Linked DNA regions of Homo sapiens: all the other regions are linked to region 1. A link is a loop called in an ENCODE intact Hi-C map of the cell type or tissue named here. Cell type or tissue: heart left ventricle. All regions are shown on one strand.

Region 1 (4,000 bases):
CTTCATAGCCAACCACTGGTTCAATCATTTAAAAAGTTTTTAATCAAGGACCCCTAGAAGGGAGTTTCCTTTATAAAAAGCCCTCTGATTACAGGCGTGAGCCACCATGCCATTTGTGAGGCCGAAGCGGGTGGATCACCTGAGGTCAGGAGTTCAAGTCCAGCCTGGCCAACATGATGAAACCCCATCTCTACTAAAAACACAAAAAATTAGCCAGGTGTGGTGGCAGGCGCCTGTAATCCCAGCTACTCAGGAGGCTGAGACAGGAGAGTTGTTTGAACCCAGGAGGCGGAGGTTGCAGTGAGCTGAGACCACACCATTGCACTCCACCCTGTGCAACAAGAGCAAAAACTCCGTCTCCAAAAAAAAAAAAGCCCCCTGATTCACAGCTCAGGAGTAGGAATTCACACAGTTTCTAAGCCTGAGCAACCTTAGAAAAGAAAGAAGGAAACAAAGATGTGAAAAATTTATTTTGCATAGACTCAGTCAGAAAGTAGTGAGAAGTCTGGTCACAGAATAATTTTATTTAGGAAAACAGAAATCTATGGGACAATAAATTCTATAGCTACATGGAAAATGGAAATAACAATGGCAGCTTATGTCCTTTAAAGCCATGCTTCCGAGACTCTAACGTGCATATGAATCACCTGGGGATCTTATTAAAATGCAGATTCTGATTCAGTACTTCTGGGGTAGAGCCTGAGATTCAGTAAATCTCACAAGCTCCTTGGTGATGCCAATGCTGCTGACCCCTGAACCACACTTTGACCAGCAAAAACACATTTGCTTATTGTAAAGGTTATATCCACTGTTAAGTTTAAACACCATTTCATAAATTAATGTGAAGAAGAGTTAGGAATTAATTGTTCATTCAATCAACATCATTGAGCTTACTATATGCTAGGCCTTATGGCGGGTACTAAACATTCAACAGTAACTAAAGCAAAAAGTACACTTGGGAGGCTGAGGTAAGCAGATCGCTTGAGCTAAGGAGTTCGAGTCCAGCCTGGACAACATGGTAAAACCCCATATCTACAAAAAAATACAAAAATTAGCCAGGCATGGTGCCATGCTCCCGTGGTCCCAGCTACTCAAGAGGCTGAGGTGGGAGGATCACTGGAGCCCAGAAGGTGGAGGTTGCAGTGAGCTGAGATTGCGCCACTGCACTCCAGCCTGGATGACAGAGTGAGACCCTGTCTTAAAAAAAAAAAAAAAAAAAAAAAAAAAAAACTACCCTTGATCAATCTACTTTCGACTGTTCTTTCAAGCAAGTAATAAGCACAGGGCTTACAAGAACTTTTGTCATTCACAATTCAAAATGTATCAATCATGCTTCTCGTGTTAAGTTTTTCTTGATGTAACATTTTTAAGAATGCCTCAATTCAGATTGTTTACACTTTTTTTTTTTTAGATGAAATCTCACTCTACTGCCCAGGCTGGAGTGTAGTGGTGTAATCTCGGCTCACTGCAACCTCCACCGCCCAGGTTCAAGTAATTCTCCTGCTTCAGCCTCCCAAGTAGCTGGGATTACAGGCACCTGCCACCGCGCCCGGCTAATTTTTGTATTTTTAGTAGAGACAGGGTTTCGCCATCTTGGCCAGGCTGGTCTTGAACTCCTGACCTCGTGATCCACCTGCCTTGGCCTCCCAAAGTGCTGGGATTACAGGCGTGAGCCACCGCGCCTGGCCTGTTTACACTTTAAAAATAATTGGCAATTTAATCCAGTGAATTAGCATTGCTCTATTTTATATGAACTAGTAATAAAATTTTAAAGGTTTTCATATGCATGGCATAGTTTACCAGCAGCTAGCTACCTTATTGCAAATGTTACTGGGTCATTTCAATTAAAATTAAAGCAAATAGGAAAGTGGCAAGAAATGTTTCATTTAATTTTGGCTTAGTGTGGCCAAGTTCTCCAGGTGAATGTCATGGCTTCTGCCTCAAATTTGTATGTATAGTACAGATAGTAGAAAAACTTATACTCATCAAAGAGTTCATCTTTTTTTTTCCTCATGAGCATGAACTACCGCCCTGCTGCATATTAAATGGCAAAACAGAATCACCAGAAAGTTTCAAAATCCTAACAGGTTAGACATACTAAGAGAACAGATGACCTACTCAAGATTATTTTGCTTCCCCAAAAATGGATAACTCTCAGCAAGAAGGGAGAATAAGTACATGAAGGGCCATGTATATTCACAAAGAGCATCTGAACCAAGTCTTTGCTTACCAGATTTTACCTTTTTAAAAGATGCCAGGAGGTGGCAGCATTTGTTGCAGCTGTGTGAGTTTACTCATTAAAGCACAGGTTCTCAGAAAGTCTGGTGTATCAGATTTGGAGGAGAAGGGTTGGTGACAAGCATAAGGTGGCAGGAGTCTGTTCGGATTAAAAAGGCATTGGGACAATATTATAACACAATATTATACTTGAAAGCAAAATAAATCTGGTGTCATTGGTGTTCTATTAAATCTTAAAATCTTGGGTAGCCATATACAAAAATTAACTCAAGGTGGATTTAAAGACTTAAAAAACCTAAAACTACAAAAACCCTGGAAGATAACCTAGGAAATACTATTCCGGATATAGGATCCGGCAAAGATTTCATGATGAAGACGCCAAAGCAATTGCAACAAAAACAAAAATTGACAAATGGGACCTAATTAAAATAAAGTGCTTCTGAACAGCAAAAGAAACTATCAACAGAATAAACAGACAACCTACGGAATGGGATAAAATATTTGCAAACTATGCATCTGAAAAAGGTCTAATATCCAGAATCTATAAGGAATTTAAGCAAAAAAACCAAACAACTCCATTTTAAAACGTGGGTAAAGGACATGAACAGACACTTCGAAAGACATACTTGTGATCAACAAGGATATGAAAAAATGCTCAACATCACTTATCATTACAGAAATGCAAATCAAAACCACAATGAGATACCATCACACACCAGTCAGAATGGCTATTGATAAAAAGTCAAAAAATAACAGATGCTAGTGAGGTTGCAGGGAAAAGGGAATGTTTATACACTCTTGGTGGGAATGTAAATTAGTTTGGACATTGTGGAAAGCAGTTTGACGATTTCTCAAATAACTTAAAACAGAATTGCCATTCGACCCAGCAATCCCATTATTGAGTATATACCCAAAGGAATATGTTAAATAAATTGTTCTACCATGAAGACACATGCACGCATATGTTCTTCATAGCACTATTCACAAGGGCAAAAACATGGAATCAACCTAAGTGCCCATCAACGGTGGATTGCATAAAGAAAATGTACTACATATACACTATGGAGTACTATAGAGCCATAAAAAAGAACGTGACCATGTCCTTTGCAGCAACTTAGATGGAGCTGGAAGCCAGTATCCTAAGCAAACTAACACAGGAACAGAAAACCAAATACCACATGTTCTCACTTATAAGTGGGAATTAAGTGTTGATTAAATATAGACACAAAGAAAGGAACAATAGACACTGGGGCCTACTTGAGGGTGGAGGATGGGAGGAGGGTAAGGATCAGGTACTATGTTTATTACCTGGGTGATGAAATAATCTGTACACCAAACTCCTGTGACACATAATTTATCTATAAAAGAAACTTGCACATGTACCCCTGAACCTAAAATAAAAGTTTTTAAAAAAAATCTTCAGTAGTGGGAATATACAGAACTTATCTGCATCTTCAAAGAACAGAGTGAGAAAGACAAAGGAGAGCCTGGATTTTAACTGAGAGGCATATGACTAAAGTGTAGTTCCAGAACTGTCTCTATAAACAATTTCCTTCACACATCATTATATTTGCTAAGGGTTTGGTATGGTGCCAACTACAGAGTATGAAAACTCAGTAAATATTTCTTTCTTTCTTTTTTTTTTTTTTTTTCTGAGACAGAGTCTCGCTCTGTCACCCAGGCTGGAGTGCAGCCGCACAATCTCTGCTCACTGCAGGCTCCGCCTCCCGGGTTCACGCCATTCTCCTGCCTCAGCCTCCCG
Region 2 (4,000 bases), 170 kb after region 1:
AGCAAACAATCGACTGTAATCAACGTGTAGCTTCCTGTCCCCAAGAACACACCTTACCCCATGGCAGGGCATTGAGTCATGTTCTGTGAGGTGACTCCTAGTGGAGCCATTACCCGGGGATTTTTTTTTTTCATTTCTAAAAATAAAATGTAGAAAAGCATGGGGTGAAGTTTTCTGTTGAAAATTTCATGGTTAGCTTTTGTTTCTGCATGGATTTCAGAGCTTCAGCTTACAGAGGGAGACTGTGTAGACGTCACTGTAGGCAGAGTTTCACTGCCTCAGCGCTTCTCTCGCTGTCTCTCTCTCTGCTTACTACAAACCACTTCTCTGTGATTTCCTGAGTGGTCTTTGAGCCGAAACAGGAAACTTGATTCGAAGACTGTATTTTCTTAGTCGCTCTTCTCTGCCCTTTCCATTTCCTCCTGGCTCCTGAGTGGAGGAGGCAGCATGGAAGAGGGAAGGGTGGGCTGTCAGTGCTTACAGCCTGCACTGGGACTCGAACACAAGAACATGCTCCTCCTTCCTTTCTTTCTCACAGGTCTCTGGGGGTACAGTCAGAGAGCTGGTGGAGGCCCTGAGACAAATGGGCTACACCGAAGCAATTGAAGTGATCCAGGCAGCCTCCAGCCCAGTGAAGACCACCTCTCAGGCCCACTCGCTGCCTCTCTCGCCTGCCTCCACAAGGCAGCAAATAGGTAAAAAAAAAGACAAAAGACAGTGGAGATATTTTCCAGCTCCCCCAGGCTGGTGTCTTCAGCTCTTTTTGGATATGGTGTGGCAGTTTTCTTTCTCGTTTTCTGGATACACTTCCCTGTGTGTCTCTCTACCCCCTGGGCTCACCCTCTGCCTCTCTTGATAGTACCATTCAGATGAGGGGGTCGTACCCTTGGAAAATCACATTGACACATGAACTACTTAGTAAACACTAAATAATACAATAAATACTAAAAACAACATGATGTGGGTGATTAAATTTAACACATGAGAGAAATAATATTTACCTTAAAGAGAGAACCATCTCCTTCTTCCTTTGCCTCCTCTCTCAAGCTTATGACACTGACCTTGTCCCCCACCATATATGGGACTACGTGTCATGCCACCAAAAGTCTCGCAACCATATGAAATGGACTCTCAACCCAGCCCAGTAATCCTATATTTCCTACAATTTTATTCTCCCACTCTGTAAATGATGATTCCATGCTTTCTATTTCTAAACCCCCAACACTCCTTCCCTCCCCTTACTCATGCAACACCCTTGCTTCACACTCTGTTGAAAACAGAAGAAACCAGAACCCTCTCACCTTTGCACCAAGTGCCAGCCCACCTGTGCCTGTGCCCACATTGGCAGCCTTCCATCCGGACTTGGTGGGTTAAATTTCTTTGCCCAGCTGAGGAGCCACCTCTCCCCTGAGTCTAACCCCCTCACCTTTACTAGGTTGTTGTTCCTGTTAATTCTTACCTCTCTCTCCTGTACTAGCCGTTCCTCCTCCCCACTCTCCGACTAGGTCACCTAGCAAGCATTTCATGATTTCCTCATCTTTAAAAACAAAACACACCGAAACAATCACCCTCTTGATCCCACATCCCATTTAGCTACAGTCCAATTGCTCTATTCCCATACATAGCAGAGCTCCTTCAAAGAATTTTTTAGAGTTATTCTTTCCAGCTTGCCACCTTCCACCCTCTGCTTGGCCTCCTGCAGTTGGGATCGCATCCCCACCGCTCCACCAGGCCTGCTGTCCTCACAGTGACCGGTCACCTCCACATTGCCAGATCTGGTCACCTCCTTTTCACCTTGACCACTTGCAGAGTGTGTCATGGTTGACGCCTACCTTCAACTTCAGACCGTCTCCATTCCTGGCTCCTCCACAGCACACTCCCCTGGCTGGCTCTTCTACACTCACCTTTTAAAGTCACAGCCCTCCAGGGTCAGTCCTAAACCCTCCCTGCTTGGTACCTCACCCAAGCCCAATACTGGCTACATCTGTCAGAAGCGCTGCCATCTTCCAGGAGATTAAGACAAAACCCAAGAATTCCTCAGGAGTCCTTTCTGCCACTAATCACTTCGTATGCGACGCATCGAGTGTCATCCTGTCTGCAACCACCGCCCCAGGCCAGCCTGCCGTCATTTCCTGCCCAAATTCTTGCACGGCTCCTACTCAGTCCCCTTGTTTCCTTCCTGTCCACCTCCCTTCAGTCCATTCTCTGCCCAACAGACGGTATGATTCTTCTAAAAAATCAGTGACATTGTATTAATTCTGGGTTATGCCCTTCAGTTCATTCAGTCATTCATTCAGCAAATCCTGATCCAGCATACACTGTGTGCCTAGCAGTGTTCGAGGTTTTAAAGATAAAACTGTGTCCCTGCTTTACTCGTTTGCTTTCTTAAACATTGCTGTGGAAGCTCTTCCTCCACACTGCGCCTCCATTCCCAAGTGTTTTCTCTGCTCCCCTGGCTCACTAGTCTGACCAACCTTTTGACTGTTTCTTCCCATTCCCTGGAAAGCTCTTAATTGGCTGGCTCTTTCTTGCCACTCAGTTTCAGCACCCATCTCACCCTGCCAGGGGGCCTTCCCAGGGGAGCAAGGGCAGACGTCATTGTCCGCACTTGAGAAAGGAATAATGTATCCGCCGGAAAACAACCCAGATCTCCTGAGTCACAGCCCAGTGCTCCTTCTGCACAGATATTAAAAAAGAAAAAAAGCAAATACTTAACATTTTTTTAAAAAGTAAATACCTAAGCATTAAGCCCTTAATTTGTAGTTATTTTTAGGATATCGCATAGTTTGTAACCCATAATAGACACCAAATAAAGATTGGTTGATTAAACAAATCAGTCAATACCAAAATGATAGTCGTGCCACTGGCATTAAAGTCTTAATATTCTAATATTGGAATTTGGTACATAAGAAGATAGCATTTTGATTAGTGTATGTTAGACTTCTGTTTCCTTCCTCACTGTATAGGAAATAATTTGTCTTGGTCATATCCCTAAGGACACTTATAAACAAAGGGAATTCAACCTGATTTTCCAGTATAGACTCATTTTCACCAAAATCATTTTACTTTTATTGCTACCAAAAATGTTTTCAAGGCAATGTATGCTGTAATAGCATATGAGGCCCAGAGAGAGATCTCATTTTTAGTTCTTGCTTCTGTCACCAATTTATTTTGCTGAGGTTCAGCAGTTTCCCCAGCTATGAAATAGATAATACAGTGGTTGGAAAACTACACTTGATTTCTAAGGGAAAAAAAGGTCCACTGTGAGTCAAGAGAATTCAGAAAGGATTCTCATAAACACAAGACTAGATTGCAGGAAGATGTGAAAGCATTTGGCTAATTCTGACATTTGGCTAATAACATCCTCACAGTATGTCCCAAGTATCTTCTGCCCTTCCCACCACGGTGAGCAGTCATGACAGTGAGGGTGGCATAGGTGGGATGTGTGGCTGGCAGAAGCCAGTGGGCAAGAGTTGTCCACAGAATAGTCCATGAGCTTTTTAGAGCCCGGCCATTCCCCCAGTGAATTTGTGCTTTCTCCCCTCAGACGAGCTCCGAGACAGTGACAGTGTCTGCGACAGCGGCGTGGAGACATCCTTCCGCAAACTCAGCTTTACCGAGTCTCTGACCAGTGGTGCCTCACTGCTAACTCTCAACAAAATGCCCCATGATTATGGGCAGGAAGGACCTCTAGAAGGCAAAATTTAGCCTGCTGACAATTTCCCACACCGTGTAAACCAAAGCCCTAAAATTCCACTGCGTTGTCCACAAGACAGAAGCTGAAGTGCATCCAAAGGTGCTCAGAGAGCCGGCCCGCCTGAATCATTCTCGATTTAACTCGAGACCTTTTCAACTTGGCTTCCTTTCTTGGTTCATAAATGAATTTTAGTTTGGTTCACTTACAGATAGTATCTAGCAATCACAACACTGGCTGAGCGGATGCATCTGGGGATGAGGTTGCTTACTAAGCTTTGCCAGCTGCTGCTGGATCACAGCTGCT
Region 3 (4,000 bases), 170 kb after region 1:
GGATATTATCCTGATGAGAAGGCAGATAAAAATCATTTGAGTCCAGAAGTAGGCTCCAAAATATATAGGAATTTAGTATATGATACAGTAAAATTTCAAATCAATGAGAAAAAGATGATTACTCAATGTATTAGTCTGATAAATGCTGATAAAGACATACCCGAGACTGGGTAATTTATAAAGAAAAAGAGGTTCAATAGACTCACAATTCGACGTGTTTGGGGAGGTCTCACAATCACGGCGGAAGGTGAAAGACACATCTTACATGGCATCAGGCAAAAAGAAAATGAGAGACAAGCGAAAGGGGTTTCCCCTTACAAAACCATCAGATCTCATGAGACTTACTACTACGAGAACAGTATGGAGGAAACTGCCCTCATGATTCAATTATCTCCCACCAGGTCCCTCCCACAACACGTGGGAATTGTGGAAGCTATAATTCAAGATGAGATTTGAGTGGGGACACAGCCAAACCATATCACTCAATCAACAGAGGTCCCAACCGGCTAATCACTTAAAAACAATCCATCTGAACACCTGCCTCCCTCCTTTCATCAAAATAATTTCCAAATATATCAAAAATTAAGCCATAAAAATATTAGAAGTACTAGACGTCATTGATTGATAAATAATCTTGATATAGGGAAGGCTTTTCTAAGCAAAACTTTTCACTGGTATAAAAGCAGTTTAGGTTCTTCATTTTACAGCACCTCCCAAATAAATAGAATCTCAAGGAGAATCCTACTTATGTTTTCTATTACATTGCCATTTCTCCACCCCTACCCAGCCCCTACCCAGCCCCACTGTAAAGTGAAAAAATACAGCTCTGATTTTCCTCAATTCTTAATTTTCCAACAAGCAGCCCATGCCTCCACACCTCTGCGGGTTCCTTTCTGTGGCAGATCATTGTTTTCCAGCTGGCCACTACAAAGCCTCCTGACCTACAACATGAGGCTGACACTCCTCCCACTGAGGGGAGGGGCCTGGGTTCCTTCTCTGAGAATCTAAGCAAAAGTGACAAGGACGGAGGAGATGCTAAGTGACTTCCAAGGTTAAGTCATAAAATGGAATACAACTTCTACCCCCATCGTGCTGTGCCCTCTGTCTTAGAAGCTGGTCATTGTGTTCTGAGGGAGCCAAGTGGCCACATGGAGGAACCAAGTGCAGGTGTTCAGTCCACAGACTTACTGAGGCCCTGGCTGATGCCAGCATCAACCAAGAGATGTGTAAGGGAGTGAAGCTTTCAGAAGATTCCAGCCCTCAGCCATTGAGTCACCCCATCTAGCCCTCAAACTGCCTCAGCTGATGCCACCATCAACCAAGAGATGTGTAAGGGAGTGAAGCTTTCAGAAGATTCCAGCCCTCAGCCATTGAGTCACCCCATCTAGCCCTCAAACTGCCTCAGCTGATGCCACCATCAACCAAGAGATGTGTAAGGGAGTGAAGCTTTCAGAAGATTCCAGCCCTCAGCCATTGAGTCACCCCATCTAGCCCTCAAACTGCCTCAGCTGATGCTGCCCAGAATAGAGACAAGCTGTTCTGCAGAGCCCTGCCCACATTGCAGATTCGTGAGCAAATTAAATAATGGTTGAGGTTTTAAGCCTTAAGTGTGGAGTGGATTGTCACCATGCTCCAGGCTTCCAACTTGACAGCTCACCTACCAGAAGTTCACTTGAAGTGAAGCTGACTTGAGGAGGAGGAACAACTAAGCAACTCATGCCAAGATAGAAAAATCACATTCCCCTTCTTTCATAAGAAGCCCCATTTCTCTTCTGTCCCAAAAACTTACTCTTCCTCCCAGATCTCAGTGCTGGCCTGAACCTCTGTGTGGTGCTGCAACAGCAAGGCCACCAGTGCTGTCTGGGTCTCTGTGAAAGTATCTTTCATATTGTACCAGCAGATGGAGATAAACCAAAAGGAATGCAGGAGATCAGGTGGAAAGCTATAATGGGCCTGAAATAAACCTTCCCAGAAAGCTTGTGTCACAGCAGGAGGCCATTTAAAAATAGCTTCCTCAGAACTTCAGTCATTTTTGAGGTTTCTATACTCTGCAGGCATAACCCAGACTTTTTCAGGATCAGCGGTCTTTCTTTTCAGCAGAACGAAGCCCTGCTGCTGCTCATTTACCTATCTGCGTCTTCTGAAGTAGCTGAATGTGGCACAGACGTTCCTGGTCACCACTATGGAATGCAGCTGCACAAACTGGACTTTGTACATTTTAACAGGAAAAAAGGAGGAGGGGAAAGATCCAGCCAGCATGGAGCATTTATTACATGCCAGCCCTTTTGGATTAATAATTTCTAATGATAATTCTCAAGACACCCCTATTAGGTATATATTTAACCCCAGTTTATAAAAAGGAAATGAATGATCTGAAGTTATTAAATAACTCGCCCCAGATTCAAATGCCGGCCCATCTGATTCCAAAGACTATTCTTTAGTGAGGTTTGCAGTCCTTTGACAAAAACATGCTTTATTTAAAAGAGAAAGAAAAATGCATACAGTCCTGTACAAAGATGATGGAGTCGTCACGTACCCAACCAAAATGCAAAATGAACCCAAAGTATAACTAAGAGGACATATTGCTTGGAGACTTGATTTTCCCCCTAATAAAAGGCAAGGATGCCTTAAATATGAATTATTCATTGACTGGAAGTTATTGCATTTCTTTCAGCCTCCTATTTTGTGCTTTTGGGGGAAATTCTGTTTCTGACTTGTGCTTCCCCAGGGAATGGACATGGGAGGCACAGGAGTCAAAAGAGGATGAAACTAAAATTCTGTTTATTTTCTTGAAGATCACAGAACTTGGGGTTGGTTAAGATCTTAAAGATCACCTTCCTAAACTATCCAAGTTTTTCTGAATGCCTACAAAGTGAGAGTGTCTCTTCTCCATTGGCCTCACTGTGGCTGGCTGCTTCATGTAAATACCAATCCTAGAGACTACAAGTTCCTGTCCATTGGTTTTCCAGGTTTGTCATTTGGTTTTGGAATTGGGGGAGACACTGAGGAGAGGCTTGAAATTAAATGGATCTCCTTCAATTACCATGGATTTCATTATGTCCACAATAGCCTTTTTCTGTTACCCTGGACAAATGAATAGTTCCACAAGTTGTTCAAGCTTCTTAAGATGAAAGGGAGGAAGGGGCTGAGATAGCATCATCTTACTTCTGTCAACTAGCTTTTCCACGTTGATACCTCTTTCCAAAGTGATTATTTCATTGAACTATCACAAGAGTCTTCAAAGAATAAAGATATGTGTTCAATCAAGATTTCTTGGGCATCTGTTGCTTGCCAGGCACTACAATGGGTGGTCATGGGGAAACTGAGACACATGAGAGGCATGACTGCAGGATCACTTGACTCCAGTAACAACACTGCAGCAGGGTCAGGGGTGAGTAGTGTCTCTCTTCCACTTAGCCACACATGGATCCAGGCTGACAGTCATTCTTCCTCCAACGCTTGGCTCCTAAGGTCTTGCTAGGGGCGATAGCCCCAGTCAGCCAGGAGAAAAATGTTGAGAGAAGTATGTGAGGGAGTTTTGAATGTGTCACCTCCTCTCATGTTGTGCTGGAGAAAAACTTCAGTCCCTTGGTCACACTAAGAGCAGTGAAGATAGAAGGGTGGTCTACTTCTGTTCCCAGTATTAAGAGAGCTGTTGATTTTGGAACAGGTCACAGCCTTTGGCACAGGTAATAATCCCTTCACTGAGGGAGGCTGAGCCATAAGGTTCTTTCTAGTTGCAACTTGTATGCAGATATTCACTCTGAAAGTCACCTGCAATCATGGTAAATGGCCATCACTAAAGGCAAGATCATTTCGTAGGATTAAGCATGAAGATTGCATTGTAAGCACAAAGTCACAGTTTTTCTTAAGGAAATCCTCAGAGATGATCAAGGATATGAGGGCAGGTAGGCTGGGGAAGAGGTATAGCAGCTATATCTTGTTGCCCTCGCACTGATTCACAGAGATCTCTGCTCTCCAACCTCTATGCTCCGTAGTT

The links. A loop is a pair of places that touch in the nucleus more often than their neighbours do. Peaks named below come from ENCODE experiments on the same cell type or tissue, not always from the same donor. Only the 100,000 strongest peaks of a DNase experiment are listed, where the experiment ranks them.
Region 2: a loop joins it to region 1, with 3 times the contacts of the local background. A loop is called at or near these places in 87 of 110 quality-filtered maps.
Region 3: a loop joins it to region 1, with 4 times the contacts of the local background. A loop is called at or near these places in 80 of 110 quality-filtered maps.

The regions. Positions count from the first base shown.
Region 1 is chr4:102,447,691-102,451,690 of GRCh38, forward strand. It overlaps NFKB1-AS1 (NFKB1 antisense RNA 1), which reads right to left. Exons shown (of 5, transcript NR_136202.1): 2 at 2,241-2,377. Among named protein-coding and RNA genes, the nearest start is that of NFKB1, 52 kb to the right of the region's middle. In heart left ventricle, a CTCF peak has its summit at 2,262 (motif pointing right); no DNase peak of the experiment used is centred here.
Region 2 is chr4:102,612,887-102,616,886 of GRCh38, forward strand. It overlaps NFKB1 (nuclear factor kappa B subunit 1), which reads left to right. Exons shown (of 24, transcript NM_003998.4): 23 at 539-695; 24 at 3,548-4,000. The coding sequence ends at 3,708. All of the region lies in intron 1 of LOC105377347 (a long non-coding RNA gene), which reads right to left. Among named protein-coding and RNA genes, the nearest start is that of NFKB1-AS1, 110 kb to the left of the region's middle. In heart left ventricle, no CTCF peak of the experiment used is centred here; a DNase peak (open chromatin) is centred at 2,115; H3K27ac peaks cover 1,229 bases.
Region 3 is chr4:102,618,914-102,622,913 of GRCh38, forward strand. LOC105377347 (a long non-coding RNA gene) reads right to left here and starts at 2,189. Exons shown (of 2, transcript XR_007058205.1): 1 at 2,128-2,189. In heart left ventricle, a CTCF peak has its summit at 1,897 (motif pointing right); no DNase peak of the experiment used is centred here; H3K4me3 peaks cover 250 bases.